Linked DNA regions of Homo sapiens: region 2 is linked to region 1. Evidence: chromatin loops called from intact Hi-C (ENCODE). Cell type or tissue: mammary epithelial cell. All regions are shown on one strand. Links, peaks and the distances in the headings refer to the core of each region. The heading gives the core; the rest is flanking DNA.

Evidence for each region. Peaks named below come from ENCODE experiments on the same cell type or tissue, not always from the same donor. Only the 100,000 strongest peaks of a DNase experiment are listed, where the experiment ranks them.
Region 2: it touches region 1 in a loop (4-fold over the local background); 2 of 110 quality-filtered maps call a loop at or near these places.

What each region holds. Positions count from the first base shown.
Region 1 is chr10:24,359,080-24,362,000 of GRCh38, reverse strand. The region is part of intron 2 of KIAA1217; the gene reads right to left. Among named protein-coding and RNA genes, the nearest start is that of MIR603, 85 kb to the right of the region's middle. RefSeq lists enhancers at 1,323-1,382, 1,413-1,492. In mammary epithelial cell, for the core only: a CTCF peak has its summit at 1,286 (motif pointing right); a DNase peak (open chromatin) is centred at 1,310.
Region 2 is chr10:24,556,163-24,559,083 of GRCh38, reverse strand. No RefSeq gene overlaps it. Among named protein-coding and RNA genes, the nearest start is that of ARHGAP21, 170 kb to the left of the region's middle. RefSeq lists a silencer at 16-463. In mammary epithelial cell, for the core only: a CTCF peak has its summit at 1,743 (motif pointing right); no DNase peak of the experiment used is centred there.

The DNA of each region.
Region 1 (2,921 bases), core at 262-2,761:
TTTTTTTTTTTTTTTTTTGAGACAGAGTCTCGCTGTGTCGCCCAGGCTGGAGTGCAGTGGCCCGATCTTGCAGTGGCCCGAACCTGCAAGCTCCGCCTCCCTGGTTCACGCCATTCTCCTGCCTCAGCCTTCCGAGTAGCTGGGACTACAGGCGCCCGCCACCACGCCTGGCTAATTTTTTGTATTTTTAGTAGAGACGGGGTTTCACCATGTTAGCCCGGATGGTCTCGATCTCCTGACCTCGTGATCTTCCCGCCTCGGCCTCCCAAAGGGCTGGGATTACAGGCGTGAGCCATCGCCCCTGGCCCAGCCATTCTATTTCTAATAAAGAACCCAAGAAAATAATCTACAGTTATCTACAAGGAGGCCCTGCATGATATGGTATTTGCCCACACACAGTGGAACCAACAAAACCAGGCAACCACATGCAATGATGAAGTAGCTATCATGTAACAGGAGGGAAAGAAGTTCACACATATAATTAAGTGGATAAAATCATATTAGAAAACAATGGGCTGGGCACTGTGGCTCACACCTGTAAATTCAGCACTTTGGGAGGCCAAGGTGGGAAGATCGCTTGAGCCTAGGAGCTCAAGGCCAGCCTGCGCAACATGTTGCAACCTCATCTCTACAAATAATACAAAAATTCGCCAGGCATGGTGGCGTCTGCCTGCAGTACCAACTACTTGGGAGGCTGAGGTGGGAGGATTACCTGAGCCTGAGTAGGTTGAGGCTTCAGTGACCTGTGATTGCGCCACTACACTCCAGCCCGGGGTGACAGTGTTAGACCCTGTCTCAAAAAATAAAATAACATAAATAAGAAAAAAAAATGGCATGTGCTTGTGGCATGTGGTTTCTTTCCTTTGAGTCTATGTGCCTAGAAAAAAATAGGAGAAGGATATACACCAAAATATTAACACAAGTATTCTATGTGGGTCATGGGATTGTAAATAATTCTCCTACTCTTAGTCTATTATTTCTAACATTCCTAGAATATCCATGGTTACTTTTGTAATAAAATTTTTTTAAAAACTCCCGAGATGTAGCATTAAATTATTTGTGCTTGCTTTTCTGATTTGTTTCTACCTCCAAAAAAAAAAAACCACTTAGCATTGAAATAACTACTGATAAATTTGAAACAACAGGAGAAAAACAGGAGATTTGATTTGAGAGTTTTAAAAATGGGAAGAACAATAAAATCATATCTACATGCGTGGCCTCTTCATTCCTCGTCATTTGGCCATCATTCTGTTTCCTCACGTTGATTACGTTTCGAGTTGCACCACAAGGGGGTGCCCTGAACCTAGCGAGTATGATACAGTCTCCAGCATAATCAAAGGAGGCAGCTGAAATCCCAAATTCAAGAGGAAACAAGACACAGGTCAACTGATTGCTTTTGGTCCATCTTCATCCTCTCCAAATGCCCCCAAATGGCCCTGGTTCAAACTCGGGCTGAATGTAACCAGTCTGTGAAAAAACTGTAATGGGCTGACTGCTTGCATAGTTAAAGCCCACGATAGAAGGGAGAGGCTTGATTGCTGCAAGTCTAAGAGATTTCATAAAGTTACCACTGAGGAATAAAAAATTAGTAGCCTCATGACACAAAACTAAAGAATATAACAAGACCAAACGTTGGGAAATAGTCTTGAAAGTAATTCTATCTTGGCCGGGCGTGACAGGATCCCAGCACTTTGGGAGGCAAAGGTGGGTGGATCACTTGAGGTCAGGAGTTCAAGACCAGCCTGGCCAACATGGTGAAACCCCATCTCTACTAAAAGTACAAAGAATTAGCCGGGTATGGTGGCGTGTGCCTGTAATCCCAGCTACTCGGGAAGCTGAGGCACAAGAATCGCTTGAACCCGGGAGGTAGAGGTTGCAGTGATCCCAGATTGTGCCACTGTACTCCGGCCTGGGCGACAGAGTAAGAGTCTGTCTCAAAAAAAAAAAAAAAAAAAAAAAAGTAATTATATCCTAAAGATACACAGTCTGTCAGTAACTGGGGGAGCAAAGTAATTTCTGATTATTTGGGTTAAAAAAAAAGAGCTACTAAATTGAGAAATCTAATTGTAATATAATTCCTTTTCTAACTGTTTAAAATACTTAAAGATGGAATAAAATTACGTAGCCTTGTGAGACTTTATAAGTCACACTAAGAATTATAGTTGATATAACAATAATAAAATATAAAGCCTCAAAGACCTTCAAGGGTAAATAAACTAAAAAGCAGCAACATTTAACAAAAAAGAGTTCAGGGTGATATCCCAACAGCTTCTAATTCTAAGAATTTCTAATTTCCTAAGGAATCTTAGAATCTAAAGTAATCCTATAGTGAATATAGGATAGTGGTTGAAAGTATAATTTCTGGAAAGAGAAAGAACTGGGCGTAAGCTTCATTTTCAACACTTACTATCTGTGAGACTTTGGGCATATTACCTTAGGCATGTTTCATGTACACTTTCTTCATTCATGACATAGTAATAATGATGTTTATATTATACTTTGTTGTATGAAATAACTTGAGAAAAATGCTAAAGCCAATATCTGACATACAGTAATGCAGATTTATGAGCAATTTGAAATAATTAATATTCTCATCAAATGAAAGCTAAGTCAGGCATGGTGGCTCATGCCTGTAATCCCGACACTTTGGGAGGCCGAGGCGGGCAGATCACTTGAGGCCAGGAGTTGGAGACCAGCCTGGCCAACATGCTGAGACTCCGTATTTACAAAAAACACACAAAAAATTAATTGGGTTTTGTGGCACACGCCTGTAGTCCCAGCTACTTGGGAGGCTGAGGCACGAGAATCACTTGAGCTTAGGAGGTGGAGGTTGCAGTGAGCCAAGATAGCACCACTGCACTCCAGCCTGGGTGACAGAGTGAGACTCTATCTCAAAAAAACAAAAAAAAAAAAAAAAAGAA
Region 2 (2,921 bases), core at 288-2,787, 200 kb before region 1:
ATAAATTTGTCTGAGTCCAAAATAGCAATTGCACAAGTATAGAACAGTGGCTACATGGCTTAGCTTTTGCACAGGTGGAAGAGGCTCAGGGGCTTTTGATGACAGCCTTTATCAAGTGAACCATCGGCAGCTGCTACTCAGAATTTAATGCAGTCATAGGTGCTCAACTAGAAACACAACGTGCAAGCTAAGAGATGGAACACGCCCAGTAGGTTCTGCCTGCCGACGTTTGTTCAGATTTTGATAAAATACACCATCATCTACTCCTAACTACCTTTTCTGAATTGAACCATTGCTTTGGTTAGCTTACCTGAGTAAGGACCTTCCCCAGTTCATACATTTTTTTCCTTTAGAGACAGGGTCTCACTCTGTTGCCCAGGCTGGTGTGCAATGGTGCGATCAGGGCTCACCACAGCCTCCACTTTCTGGGCTCAAGTGATCCTCCAGCCTCAGCCTCCTGAGTAATTGGGACTACAGGCACACACCACCATTTTCTTTTTTTTATAGAGACGATGTCTCGCTACGTTGTTCAGGCTGGCCTCGTATTCCTGTGCTCAAGTGATCCTCCTGCCTTGGCCTCCCAAATAGTGCTTTTTAATCCACATACTTTTTAATCCACACACTTACAGCTTCTAGCTCCTTCAGCCCTGCGGTGGACAGCAAGACTTCCTCCAGAAATTCCAAAATGTGGAAATGAAAGAACAGCAAACTCATGGTCAGCAGACCGCCTCCCGGGGATTCCCATTCCTGCCCCATGGAGTTTGAATTCCCAGAAAATTCTACTTTGGATCTGCCCTCTGACACTTGGCATTCCACCACCGGACACTTGATCCTTTGATTAAATTGTTGCCCTCTTCCTATTGCCCTAACATGCTTGGAAAGGAACATCAGTTTTCTGGTATCTCAGTTTATCACTTCCCCCAAAGATAGAAACGATGGAAGGCACAGAGGAGTTCTGAAAAGAAGCCCCAAGCTGAGGACAAATGCCAACTGCCTCACGTTTTCATTCGGGGCTACAGCTGCATATGGCTGGTACATTTACATTTAAAAACTTTTAATTGGCAAATAATTATATATACTCAAGGGGTACATAGGGATGGTTTGATATATATATATGTATATATATGGTATATGGTATACCATCCCTATGTATATATATATAAACCACCCCTATGTGTGTGTATATATATGATATATGGTATACCATATTATATATGTGTGTATATATGGTATATGGTATACCATATATATATATATATATATATGGTATAATGATCAGATCCAGGTGATTAACATATCCATCATCTTCGACATTTCTCGTTTGTGTTAGGAACGTTCAATATCCTCCTTCTGGCCAGGCGCGGTGGCTCACGCCTGTAGTCCCAGCACTTTGGGAGGCCGAGGTGGGCGGATCACGAGGTCAGAAGTTCCAGACCAGCCTGGCCAACATGGTGAAACACCCTCTTTACTAAAAATACAAAAATTAGCCTGGCGTGGTGGTGGGCGCCTGTAATCCCAGCTATTCGGGAGGATGAGGCAGGAGAATCACTTGAACTCGGACGGCATAGGTTGCAGTGAGCTGAGATCATGCCATCGCACTCTAGCCTGGGCGACAGAGCAAGACTCCATCTCAGGAAAAAAAAATCCTCCTTCTAGCTATTTGAAACTATATAATACAGCTGCAGCAAAAACTGAGATAAAGTTGAGAAATTCAACGAGGTGCACAAGTTCCAGATGACCACCAGATGGCAGGAGGTGAACAGTATTTTCCTGAGATGCAGCCTCTTAAAGGAGTCTTCAATCTCAAGTCTTAAAGAGTGTTAAATGTGGATGGTGTGAACAGTAGGAACTACGTGCCCCTCATACCTCGTCCCCCAGCCTGCACCCCACAGAAGAATATGAACCTACCTGACTTTTGGCAGGTCCTGCCTTGGGGTCCTCTGTGTGTAATACAGACATTGATTCCTGCACTTGATAATTTACTGACCACCACTCACCCCCACTGTCTGCTTTAGTTTCCACTAAGTGCTGTGAAGGAGGGTGAACTCATAGAGGGTGAGATCCAGGTTTCCTGGAGTGAGCAGCGTGTGAGCTGAGATCAGGATGAGGAAGTGGTGGGGTGAACATTCCAGGCACAGGAAGCAGCTTGTGGCTGGGGCTTGAGGAGGAGCAGACCAAAGAACAGGGTGGCTGGGCCAGAGGGAGCCGCGGGTAGGTGGGCGAGGCGCCCACTGAAAGATAGGGAGACGCCAGATTCCGTGGGGCAGGGATGCCACGCTTGACCTTGGGAGTGTCTCCTTTGAGGGATTTTAGACAGAAGGGGCAGGAAGAGGTCAGGGCCCCTTTCTCTGGAGTCACTCAGTGAGCGGACATTCTTTTTGCAGGAGGGGGAAAGTGTGCTAGGCCTGGCAGGGCAACTTCTGCTGTGCAATGGATTCTATTCATTTGTGAGACTGAAGAATGTGCAGCTGCAATCACTGTACAATGATCTAGTTATTCCTGAACATCTTCTTCCCTGACTCCATTTCCAAGTAAGTTAGCCAACTGTTTGAGAATCAAACAGCTCAGCTAAGCCTTCTTGGCTTAGCTTCCTAGAGTTGATGTCAGGTGAAAAAAAGCACTTCTCAGAAAGGAGTAGAGACCTCCTTTTCCAGCCCAGAGGACACCAGGGATATGAGGAAGGAGGCGGCTGAGGCCCCAGACTCAGACCCTGGTGTGTGTGGTCAGATGAGCTCAAAACCACAAAGGAGATAACACTCAAGGGAGGAGACCAAACAGGTCAAAGACAAATTCTGGCTTCCTTACAGATCTAAGAAATCTTAGGTCTCCGATATGGTTTGGCTCTGTGTCCCCACCCAAATCTCATGTTGAATTGTAATCCCCAATGTCAGAAGTGGGCCCTGTGGGAGGTGATTGGATCA